2 separate regions of the Homo sapiens genome follow, and region 2 is linked to region 1. Evidence: chromatin contacts called from ENCODE Hi-C or POLR2A ChIA-PET data. All regions are on one chromosome and are shown on one strand. The core of a region is the stretch at or near the end of the contact, and the rest is flanking DNA. Distances in the headings are between cores, read along the strand shown.

Region 1 (6,565 bases), core at 2,387-4,886:
GGGCATGGATTTTCACATAAACACAAATGTTGTTTTCAGACTCAATGCAGAAGGTCTTCTTCAAGGTAAGATCTTATCGTTGGCTAATTCCTCCACATAGATATTCCTTCCCTTTCCACTTTATTCTGTCTTAAACTGTCATTCCTTTCAGGAAATGTCCCATGAACCAAACTCATTTTGTTTTCAGCACAACGCTAATTTTGCCAAGAATAAAAAGGGACATCATTTCTATGAATGTTTATTGCACATGTGCTATCTGTCAAGAATTCATTCAATCAAGTAAATAAATGGAAGAGATGATGAAATTAAGGAATTGTTGCCCTAACATCTCTCTTCCTTAAAAAAAAAAAAGTTTTGAAAATTTTGTTCCTAGGGAATAATTTAAGATTTTCAGTGAATGTCTTTTTAGAGCAAGTTTTTAAAACTTTTATTTGCACTGTGGACCCATGTGGTAGCAGAGTGACACCTGTACCCCTCTCAGAGTAATGTTTTTAAAGGCATAAAATAGAATACATAAGATTCTATTTGAAATAGACAATTGAAATAGAAAAATAATTATATGGAAATACAATTATCAAAATGACTCTTAAAACTTCATTATAAAATAACATATGTGTGTTTCTTAACATATTAAATAATAAGATCCAGCTACCGTATTTTGAAGTTGTGATGAGTGCAAAGGATAGTTTCAAGGTACAGTTGTGCATTGCTTGATGGTGAAGCACCATCCTGAGTACATCAGGGTACATCCTGAGAAATGTGTCATTAGGCAATTTTGTCACTGTGCAAATATCCACAAAGTGTACTTACACAAACCTATGATGATATAGCCTACTACACAACTGGATGTATAGTTTAGACTATTGTTCCTAGGCTGCAGCAAGTTACTGTACTGAATACTGTAAGAAATTGTCACACAACAGAAGGCATTTGTGTATCCAGACATAGAAAATGTACAGTAAACATATATAATCTTATGGGACCACTGTTGCATAAGCAGTCTGTAGTTAACTGGAATTTTTATGCAGTGCATTACTATATTTAAAATTATGTGATAGGAAAATATATTGTATTTATATTGGTGACATACTTATAGGAAGAGCTAATAATTGCCATGGTTTGGAGTCTAAATTCATAACTGAGAGAAATGCTAGAAGTTCAAGAAATCAAAAACAGGAATTTTTTTCTTCATCCAGGCCCATGGACTGCCTGAATTCTATCCCTGGACCCAAAGAACCCTTGTTTTCAGGGGCCCAAGATCAACATATTGACTCAATTTCTGCCATTAATATAGAGATGACCCTAATGCGATCAATTTCTTAACAAGAAGGCAAGGAGCTTCTTAATCCTTGATTATAAGATATGAGAAGGAAGAGGAGGTTTACTATTGTGTTGTCCCTCTAAGATGCTTCACTGCAAACTCATTCTGCACTCTCTCCTACCATAATCCATTCTAACTATTTCAGAATTTACTTTTTAAAAAGTTTTAACCCAGAGGCAGCCCAGAAGAATGAAACAACCATGAGCTTGACAGAGGCCTCTTAAGCCCCAGCTTCATCTCCTGCGTGACCTTGGTATGTCCCTTAACCTTGATTGTCAGTTTATTCACCATAAAACAGGTGCAATTATGCCTACGTAGCAGTGTCATAGTGATGTTTAAACATGATGACAATTATGAAAATGATTTGTAAGCTACGAAGAGCTGTGCAGTCTTTTCTATGTCTTTTTCTCACTATAGTACAGGACTATGGGATAAGAGAAAGGCAAAGCTAATGACAGTACATTAAGGAACAAGAGCCCAGGTTTGATTGGTACAGAGCATGAGAAAAGCAGAGAATATTCCCTACACACTGGAGGATCTCAGAGCTTTTTTCCCTGCTACTTCATGGCTGTATAAAAGCATTCTGCCCCACCAGCCCTCACAAGAACAACAAAAGTCCACGTTTGCTTTAGCCACCCAAGTGTTCATCCTTCCATCCACCCACAGTCATGAGAGGATCTTAGAAATGGCTTTGCAGGTGCCAACCAATTGGAATTACATGGGCAAATGATCCAAATAGACATATTAATATCTCCAAAGACAGACAAATGACCACAAATATATATATGAAAAAATTCTCAACATCATTAATCATCAGAGAGATGCAAATCAAAACCACAATGAAATATCACCTCACCCCTGTTAGAACGGCTATTGTGAAAACAACAAAAAATAACAAATGCTGACAAGGATGCAGAAAAGGGGGAACCCTTATACACTGTTGGTGGGAGTGTGAATTAGTAAACCCATTGTGGAAAATAGTGTGGAGGTTTCTCAAAAAACTAAAAATAGAACTACCATATGATCCAGCAATTCTACTGGATCTACCTAATTCTATTAGGTAGTTATCCAAAGGAAAGAAGTCAGTATATCAAAGGGATATCTGCATTCCCATGTTTATAGCAGTACTATTCCCAATAGCCAATGTATGGAATCAACCAAAATGTCCATCAACAGAAGAATAGAAAGAAAATGTGAGATACACAATGGAATACTACTTGGCCATAAAAAAGAATAAAATTCTGTCATTCATGGCAATATGGATGAGCCAGGAAGACATTATGTTAAGCAAAATAACCCAGGCACAGAAAGATAAGTACTGCATGTTCTTACTCATGTGTGGGGGCTAAAAAAATTCTGTGCTAATAGAAGTAGAGAGTAGAATTTTGACTATTACAGGCTGGGAACGGTAGGGGGCTGGGGAGGTTGGGGAGAGGTTGGTTAACAGATACAAAATTACAGCTAGATAGAAGGAAGGAATTCTGGTGCTCTACAGCACTGCAAGGGGAATATGGTTAAAGATAATTTATTGCATATTTTTAAAAAGCTAAAAGAGAGGATTTTGAATGTTCACAATACAAAGAAATGATACATATTTGAGATGATGGATGTGCTGATTACTCTCATATGATCATTATCCATTGTATACATGGGTATTGAAATATGACTGTATCCCATAATATATACAATTATTACATGTCAACTAAAAATAAAAAGAAAAGTAAAAAATAAAAATTCAATCATGTATACATAGCACTCAAGGGCATATTTGCTTAATCCTTAGAATGACATTTTGTTCAGTGCAAAAGAGTGATGCAAGAAGTTAAAAGCAATGTGCTGGGTATACTCCTTACTAATAATACTAACAATACTTCTATTTATATAAACTTCTGTGGTCTTCAAAGCCCTTCTAAATGTATAACCAAAATGTTGAGAAAAGGCTATATGGTTGTTACATTTACTGACCAGAATTGAGCTATTTTGTTTGATGCTCAAAACAATGTTTGATATAGGTAGAGAAGGTGTTTTATTACTTCATCGTTATTATTATTATTTTACAACTGGAAAAACTAAGAGAGTTCAGATGACTTGCCCAGAATCCAGAAAAAGTAGCAAGACTGGAAGTAAACCTATGTTTCCAATCCTAGTACCTTTTCTCTCCTAATATATCATACAGTTTCTAAGATAATTATGAAAGGTGATTGACTTGAAATCACTTGTTTACCTTTGAAGAGAGATTTTCTTTCCAGATCTCCAGTTGCCTGTCACTACCCTCTGTCAAGACCCTTGGAGTCATGACTAACAGGAAGGGAGCAGGTGGCAGCGTGGCCACCTGCCATGCAGAAAGACTGGGTCACTTCCTGTTGGTAAAGGGTTTCCTGGTTCAGGTTTGTTAGGCATTCTAAAATGGAGAGAAAAACAAATGCACCTCTAAAGTACATGGAAAAATAAACACCAAAGTCAATGTTTTTGTGTTCCAAATGAAAATGTCACTCTAAAGAGAATCAGCTGTTATTTTTAGAAAGAAAGAATAAAATTTCAGCTCTGTATACCAAAACTATAGCCTCATCCATTAGGGACACTGATGTAGAAGCAAGTAGAAACTATCCAAAGTCTGCAGTTCCTACCTGACTAGGTAATGCTTAAATAAATAATCAGTTCTCATCATGCAACTCAATGTTTAGCTGAGTCCAAACATACTGCTGCCAACATTTTAAAGTCAACAACGATATCTAAAATAAACATAGGCTGACTAACACACACTGGTACTTTAATGAAAATATATTGTGAAATAGCTCCTTGCCAATAGAAGTTCTTGCGCTCCTTCTTTGGATAACTGTGGACTATTCAACAGAATGTTAAGCCACCTATATTTTTTAAATTAATTAATTCAACAACCTCCCCCCTTTTTCGAGCACTTACTCTTAAGAATTTGAAGGATCTGAGATTTTAGCTTATTTTATCCTATTTTGAAGCTATTTGTTAGCTTGCCAGTTTCAAAGGAACTGGTAGAAGTCATGAGATTCTTGGGTCAGAGACAAGTGACTTTGTTACAGCAGTAGCAGTAGCCAGTTTCAGCATTTGAGAGGAACTCTGAGCTTAGGGAAATCAGGCCTTTTACACCGAACAGGAAGCATGCCTACTCATTACTCTTGAGACACTTTTTCACTCTTCCAAGGTGGTTTGCTACACAAACACCCTTGAAAAATAGTCCAGAACAAAGTCAGTCAATCCCTTTACTCATGAGACATGTAGAAATGTGAGAAATCCAAGGAGAATTGTCTCCAGACACTTACTCTCTACCAGACATTGTAATAGATGCTAAACATACGAAGATAGAAAGAAAGAACATGCTACCTAATTCTTGATAAATATAATAGTGCTAATAAATTCAACTGACATTAAACTCTCAAGTTCTGTCCATAGAAAATGTAGGAAGTTCAGTTTGTTTAGTAACCCTCTTTAAATTCTTCTAATCAAGAAAATTGGTGAAGTATTCACAAGGCAGAAAGCCTGCCTTTTCATCACCAGCTTGTTTGCCAGTGAAGTGTTGAAGTACTATGTGTTGGCAAAATGGAACTAACGCATTACAATTACATTAGAGTGCAATATCTCCGCACTTTCCAAAGTTTTCAGTCTGTGGCATAATGATCAAGATGACATAAAGGCAAAGGTCACTGGCAGGGGAAGTAGATAAGAAAAAAGTGAAAGCCTATAGAAAAATATTATCAAGGAAACCTTTCTTAATTGTACTGATAGGACTTTGCTATAAAAGAAATTAGAATTAAGCCACACCAAAATTCAGAGCAAAACACCCGACTCTAGCAAATGCATGAGTTACAAATGCCTTTAGAATACAATTTAGAGGTGCGTTTTTCTTTTTTTCCTAAAACAAAACAAAAGGGATACATGTGTAGAATGTGCAGGTTTGTTACCTAGGTATACGTGTGCCATGGTGGTTTGCTGCACCTATTGATCCGTCCTGTAAGTTCCCTCCCTTCACCCCCCACCCTCCACCCCCCACCGCCCAACACGCCCTAGTGTGTGATGTTCTTCTCTCTGTGTCCATGTGTTCTCATTGTTCAACTCCCACTTATGAGTGAGAACATGCAGTGTTTGGTTAGAGGTGAGTTTTTCTATGGGGACTTGAGCATTATTACCAGAATGAATTTAAAAACAAAATTTTAAAATTCCACCGAAAATATATAGTCTGAGCCTCTGAAAAAGACATAGACATGTTACCTAAATCATTTCAACTTCAGTTAATGCTTTATAATGCCATTTCTCCCATTATTCTGATCCAGCTCCCTTTAGGCTCACTCGGTTTTTAACAAGGAACTTTTCAAAAGTAAATTGACTTCCTAGGCAGACTTTTCCACAAGTGAGAGAAACTTCTGACCTGACAATATGGATATTTCAGACTCTTTAATAGCACTCTTTTTTTTTTTCCATTCCAAATTAGTTAATTGGAGGTTTGATTTTTCAATAAGGCTCTTGTGAATTTAGTCAGCGTAAGCCACTTCCATCAGAGTCTTTCTCCTGGGTAACATGAAAATAACTACTGGATATTTTGAAGATGCAAACAAACTGTTGAGAAATACTTTGTTCCTAAGTGGACTCACGCTGAGGCTCCACTGACAAGTGCAAGTCCTCTGGAGACTGAATGGCTTACCTGATGGCTGTTCTCCCTTTGATTTTTTTCAATGTAATAATAATTTTGTCTTTTTCCTTTGATTTTTCCATGAAAGTTAAAATTTAAGAACATGTTGAAGATCTATCTCTAGTATAGTACACAAAACACCATTTCCTACATCTGAGCTAATATTACTCTCTTGGGCTACCTACAAAACTGGCAATTTCTATGTAGGGTAGCATACAGTCATGTCTGTAATTCTTTGATCTGTCACAGGTACAGGAGTTCCTCTAAGATTATAGATGTATATTTATAAAACTGGTAACATATACTACACTTGATTTCAGCCAAAATGCTGAGAAATGATTTTATATATATGTATATATGTATGTATATGTATGTACACACACAAATACATATATGCATATATAGGATTGCCAGCATATATATAAATATAGTATTTTGAGACATAGTGAAATAATATTGGATAACAAAGACCTAAGTGGAAATACAATGTATGTTTAGATTATTTAAAATAATTTAATAATAGTAAATAATTATCCCCAAATTAATTTATCATCCTGAACTATTTGAATCATTTAGCACTTAGG
Region 2 (6,565 bases), core at 1,760-4,259, 200 kb after region 1:
AAGGCAATAGCCACCCTGGGGTACCCATTTGATACATTAAATGAAATCCAAATAAAGTCTTTCCATGAGTCATAAAATTTCCTATTTAAAATTCACATTATCAACTGCTTGACCAATAGAATATGGTAAATATGATGTACCAGTTTCCGGCACCAACTCATGGCTCCTACTTTCTGTTTCATGGAATGCTCACTCTTGGAACCCAGCCACCATGCCATAAGGAAGCTCATGCATTTTGTAGAGAGACCCACTTGGAAAGAAAATGTTGCCTGGCTGACAGTCAACACCAACTTGCTAGTCATGTGGGTGAGCCCCCTTGAAAATTAATCCCTTGTCCCCCAGTCAAGCCACTCCAAATGACACTGCATGAAACAGAGAGAAGCTGTCCCTGTCAAGCAAGCTCTGTTTAAATTTGTGACCAAAATTAATGACTATTTTAACCACCCTCCCAAGTACATTATCTTAGCAAAACATAGACCTATGCTCAGGCTCTAATTATTCAACATTTCCAAATTCAAAAATGTATCAATTTCAAGAGGTAGATGCATATTTTATAATTTTTTATAGTTTTTCTTTCTTTTTGAGACAGAGTCTCACTCTGTTGCCCAGGCTGGAGTGCAATGGAGCCATCTCAGCTCACTGCAACCTCTGCCTCCCAGGTTCAAGCAATACTAGTGCTTCAGCCTCCTGAGTATCTGGGACCACAGGTGACACAGGTGAGCCCCCATACCTGGCTAATTATTGTATTTTTAGTAAAGAGGGGGCTTCACTGTGTTGGCCAGGCTGGTCTGGAACTCCTAACCTCAAGTGATCCACCTGCCTCAGCCTCCCAAAATGCTGGGATTATAGGCATGAGGCACCACACCCAGCCAAGTGGATGCATATTTCAAACAAAGCACCCAAAAATGCCCAGGCATGACCATTTCTCCTTTTCTTGAAACTACAAGGTCAATCCCCTTGGGAACTTCCTAATACTTCTCTAAAAACCAACCTAAAAAACCCAAAACTAATACATCCTCCAATTCTTCAACATGTAAAGTCCTTGTAAACAAAGCTACAATGACCCAGAATATGAAAAAAATTATTTTTTTTTTTTACTTTTTAAAATATTATATAATTCTATTCTTTGGCTACCTTTTAAGGATCCTCCGGTCTACTTGAGAAATAAAACGTGCAGGTTTAAAACACCCAACCGACAATGCTAAAGGCAGTACAGCAAGTAAGCAAGCCATGTAATCATATGGTACAGAGGGAGTGGCTGCCTCAGAACGGAAGAAATTCAACTTGAGCAAAATGTGAGAGATGGGTACATTATGCTTGAAGTTACATTTACCCACAGAGATTTTGCCACACTAGTGGTTGTGGAAAGTCTTATTTCTATCAGATTTTAAACTCCTTTTGAGCCTGGACTACATCTAATTTTCACATTTACCATTAACAACCACAAACCAGGTCCTACTAGAAAAACTACCAATATGCATTTGCAGACACTCAAATAATGCTGGGGGAAAATGAGGAAACAATAAATTTTCCCCCACAGGAGAAAAATGTATCTACGTAGGGCTAAGAGGAAATGTTAAGAAAACCAAAGGCAAAGTTCAGGTAGAATTTTCCGTCTGCAGAGTCATGATATAAGAGGATATTTTAATATCCTTTATATTCTTGAATGAGCATTCACATGTATTTTTGCTAGCAACTATTTTGGAATGAGCTGATGATTTGGATTAAAGAATAAGCAAAGCTATGTGAACAAAGGCAACCCAAGATGGGAAGGCGTTATTGGCAGCAGCGTTCTTTTCACTCTGGACCCTGAGCAACCCTGAAATTCCAGCAGTCACAGGGTCCTAAATACTTGGGGACATTCCGACTCAGTCTCACAGACTGAAAGGTAGAGAGCACAGATCTCAACAGGAACTGAAACTCTAGTGTTGATCATTGCCCTGACACAACTTTAAAGTGGCCACCAAACCCCTCAAATAGCTATTTTCATCCTTGTTTACACTGGCCACACTGACACTCAATTGGTGAGAAAAGGCTTCCCCCCCAACTTTTTTTTGAGACGGAGTCTCACTCTGTTGCCCAGACTGGAGTGCAGTGGCACGATCTCGGCTCACTGCAACCTCTGCTGTCCAGTTTCAAGAGATTCTCCTGCCTCAGCCTCCCGAGTTGCTGGGATTACAGCATCACCACACCCAGCTAATTTTTGTATTTACAGTAGAGACGGGGTTTCACCATGTTGGCCAGGCTGGTCTCGAACTCCTGACCTCAAGTGATCCGCTTGCCTGGGCCTCCCAAAGTGCTGAGATGATAGGCATGAGCCACTGTGCCCGGCCAGAAAAGCCTAATTTTAAAGCCAAAGATAAATAAATAAATAAATAAATAAATAACCAGGCTTCTTTCTACTCTAGGTTTCAACTGTAGAAATCTATTTGCAAACTTCAAAAACTATTAACTTTGGGCAAGAATTTTTAAGATCTGATAAGAGGAGACTCTAAAGTTAATAATGTCTTGCTTTGAGGAACAAGGGTCTCCACCCACCCTGGGCTCATAAACTGCCCCCCTCACTACCACTCTCTGGCTTCCCACCAAGTCCTCAAGAAATGATTTACTAAGTTCAATCAAGGAACCAGATTCTATGAAATAATAAAAGGAAAATGGAGTTCATGACTGAAATCAAGCTGGGCAGAGACATAAAGGGTCTTTGTTAATAACTGTACAAGGGAATGCAAATGAAGACAGGCTTCACAAGGAATTTTGACATCTTAATGAAGATTTATGAAGAATTTGCAGCATATTAACCTCAAATACAAGGGGAATTACATAGTCACATAAAAACACTGCTTTATGATTTCTTTAGCTTAAAAACAATTCAAAAGACAGTTTCTTCATGATAATGCTAATAATTTAGTTACAAAGGTTCCCCACCCCCCCCTTGTACTCCACTCTAATTACATTCTCCATCCCCCATTACATTTCTTTCTTTGGTTAACTCTGAAGTGATACAGCTCATTGGCATGCCCTAAAGCTGTGAACTGCCCCACTGATGAAATCATGACAGTGATTAAATTTCTCTATTCCACACAGAAAGTTTTGTGTTACACAGTTTTCTTTGTTCATGTCCTTAGTAACGCAGAAAATCAACTGACATTTTCTCCTAATAATGAGGGGAATATAAGATAATGTCAATGAAAAAAAAATCCTCTACTGGTGCTACATAAGCGGCATACCAAAAAAAAAAAAAAAAAAAAGCATGTGAAGCTGTACAGATCTCAGTCAAGAACACATTGGCCACATCTAAGGTCAGTGATAGTATTTTGCCACGGTCATAGATTTTATGTTGTATTCATGATACATACAGATAATTAGAAAGACTGAGTTCATTAAATATATTCAAAACACAGAAACTTTTTAAACTCCATAAATAGTAGTAATACTATAAGTAGTAGTACATGAAAAATAGTTTCATATTACATAATATGCAAAGCATTTTTGCTTTTGATTCTCTTAATATTTATTTCATGCTCCAACCCTGTAAGATAAGTATTATCCCAACTTTATAGGCTAAGGACCTGAGACCTAGAAGTTAAATAACTGGCTTAAAATCACACTGCCAACACTGCCAGACAATGGCTGAGGCCTCATTCCCTGTGACAGGGCCACCCCCTCACAGCTCACTGCATGCACACCCCACCACATCCCGGGAAGGAGCTTGCACAGGACTTTAAGGGCACATGACTTGGCTTCCATCTCTACTCATCATCCAGAGATGCTCCTTAGCTAAAAGAGAAGTTAATCTCAGGAAATCAATGCTAGCAGGGCCAGGTTTTACTCTTAGGGTTCTATCTCAAATTTTAGCTACAATTTAGAAAATGCAGGAAGTGAAGGAAGGAGGTCAAAGAAAGAGCCCTGGGACTTCCAGGAGGGCCAGGTGCTCCTTGTGTCACAGTTGCTGCTACAAGGGCTGCCTTAATCCCTAGTCCCCTAGCCCAGCCCCATTCCTCCCAGCCCACATGCTGACCAGCTGCTCAGTGTTTCTCTGTAGGGTATGTGAGGGGCAGATGCAGGCCAGCCCAAGGCTGCTGGCCTTCCGTGTGCTGCCCTTCCTGCTGAAGCGGTACTGGCCCTTCTTCACACCCTCCCAGTCTGCTCAGATCAGACACACTGGCAGGCCAGAAGGCAGGTGGGAGGACAGGTGCCAGGAAAAACCAGGCATAGAGAAAGGCCCACACAGAAGCTGAAGCCATACGTTCTGCATTCTTACCCATGGAGCAAAGGAGGGAAATGTCAATGGAAGGCTTGAGGTGCTGAGGTTCATGGTCACCTTATCCCTTGGATTTCAGGGTAGTGAGATTCATGGATAGGCTTCCAAGCCTGTGCACTGAAGGAGGGAAGGGTCACTAATTGAGAAAACAAGTAATTTAGACAGAAGGAGCAGCACTAAAGGTCCAGAGGCCGGAGACAGCACAATACACAGGAGAAACTGTAAGATCATCAATATGGTTGGAGAGTGGAGACCTGGTCACAGGGCCTCTCATAAGCTAAGGCATTTGAACTTTATCCTAAATGCCAAACGAGGAGCTTCAAAGCACATGCATAATTAAGACATCTGTCTTTTTAGAAAATCACTTTGGCCACAGCATGAGAGTGGATCAGAGGAGAGTAAGACCAGCTACCAGGTAGGAGACCAGTTAGAAGACTATTGCAGGAGCACAAGCAAAGGATGACCTTTCTAGTGTAGTGACCTACACTAGAAAACATAGACAAGGGAGCAGGTTATGGAGGAAATGTATGAGGCGGGACTGAGAGAACTTGGAGGACTGGATGTGATAGGTGAGGAAGAAATAATGGGTGAGGCAGTAATTTGAGCAATGTGGTTACTGAGTTCCATAACAACGGAGAAGGAGCAAGTTCGAGAGTGAGATAATGAATTTGCTTTGGACATGTTGCCTTTGAGGTGACTGTGGCGCATGCAAGTAGACGTGTTTAATGGGCAAAAGAATAGGGTATCCAGCACTCAAAAGAAAGATTTGTGCTAGAGATTTAGACTAGGGACTTATCACCATACAGTTGCTGAAACATTTTCTCTAGTTACTAAAATGTGGTCCCGAGTTACAGACTCCCTCAAGCCCCAGCCACCCCATGAAGCTGCTTTCTTACCACTAGTTAACATTCTGAAGTCCTCTCCTGAATCTAATATCCTGTCCAATACCACTGAGATACTGGAGAAACAAGAGAACACAGCTATAAAGACAAACAGGTACTGTCACAGGTGGCATACTGCTATGGTGTGAATGTCTGTGTCCCCACCAAATTCATATGTTGAAATATAACCTCCCAACATGGGGCCTTTGGAAGGTAGTTAGATCATGGGGGCAGAGCCCACATGGAATGGGATTAAGGCCCTCATGAAAGAGGCCAGAGAGAGCTTGTTTATCCCTTCTACCATATGATGACTCGGGTAGAAGGCATGATCTATGAGGAATAGGCCCTCATAAGACACCACATCTGCTGGTGTCTTGATCTTGTACTTCCTAGCTACCAGAACTGTGAGAAATAAATGTTTGTTGTTTCCTGAGCCACCTAGTTTATGGTATTTTTGTTATAGTAGCCTGGACAGACTGAGAAACATACTAATTATTTCATGCATATGTATTTTCCTGTCCCATTCCGCTTTAAGCGTTTCAGGTCAAAAATGTGTCTGCTATATGCCCTGGGTTTCTCTAAGGCAGTCTTGGTTTCAAACATTCTGGCCCTATGCATTCTTTTATCATTAAAATTTCTAAGAAATCCCAGCATTTCCTCAAATAGTAACTGACCAAATCTAGTCAGTAAACATTATAATATATAGGTCATGAAACACTGAGGTCTACAAAAGATACACAAAACTATGGGGTGAGGAAACATCAGTATTTCTCACTAAATTACACGAATAATAGCTTATATTGATATAGCTTCTTTTGTGAGGGGTGGGTAAAATACCACTTATAGGCTCATTCAAACCAAGTGCTGAGAATAGAGTGATGGGCAATACACACTCCGCCTTCATCCAGCTTCTTGTCAGATAATGACATAAACAATTACAGTTGCTCAGAAGAAGTAAGGATGCTAACAGGGGAAACTTCAGTCCACATAAAACTCAGGGAAAGCTTCCATAAAGAGAAGACCTTTCAAGTTGAGACTTACCAGGAATTAACTAGATGATAAAGGCAGAGAAGGAAGAGATTCCAAAGGGCGGCAAATGTGTGTGTGAAAGACCTGAAGTCAGATTTAACTTTATTCAAAAAGAACTGCGAGGCATCCACTCTGACTAGAAGCAGAGCAAAGCCGGGGTGGCCTGGAGGGGAGTGATACACAGTGAATGCTTTCGCTATTGTTGGACTATTGGTTACGGTTATAATACTACTATTACAATGGTATTTTTTTATTTGTAAAGCCCAAAAATGCCACCCTCATAAAAGCAGACAAAACTCATGATATCAAGGCAAAGCCATGACGCAGTTTTAACAGATATTACTATTTTCAGTTGCTTTTACTTTTTGAAATATTCATCTTTTTTAGTATTCAT

What was found. Hi-C counts contacts between places; a loop is a spot of excess contacts on that map. ChIA-PET counts read pairs that join two places held with the same protein, here RNA polymerase II (POLR2A). Pooled maps may share reads with other maps.
Region 2: POLR2A ChIA-PET joins it to region 1 with 20 read pairs in PC-3. The contact joins two enhancer-like sites. A Hi-C loop is called at or near these places in 2 of 37 single-sample maps with no recorded cell type and 2 of 50 pooled maps. POLR2A ChIA-PET finds 5 or more read pairs at or near these places in 1 of 52 experiments (PC-3).

Annotation. Positions count from the first base shown.
Region 1 is chr3:149,397,720-149,404,284 of GRCh38, forward strand. LOC105374151 (a long non-coding RNA gene) reads right to left here. Exons shown (of 3, transcript XR_924574.3): 2 at 3,546-3,722. Among named protein-coding and RNA genes, the nearest start is that of TM4SF1-AS1, 23 kb to the left of the region's middle. Within about 2 kb of position 3,637, at least 9 of the 41 ENCODE cell types and tissues checked have a DNase peak (open chromatin) inside an H3K27ac peak, as active enhancers do.
Region 2 is chr3:149,600,627-149,607,191 of GRCh38, forward strand. All of the region lies in intron 2 of WWTR1 (WW domain containing transcription regulator 1), which reads right to left. Among named protein-coding and RNA genes, the nearest start is that of WWTR1-IT1, 48 kb to the right of the region's middle. RefSeq lists an enhancer at 3,996-4,686. Within about 2 kb of position 3,010, at least 4 of the 41 ENCODE cell types and tissues checked have a DNase peak (open chromatin) inside an H3K27ac peak, as active enhancers do.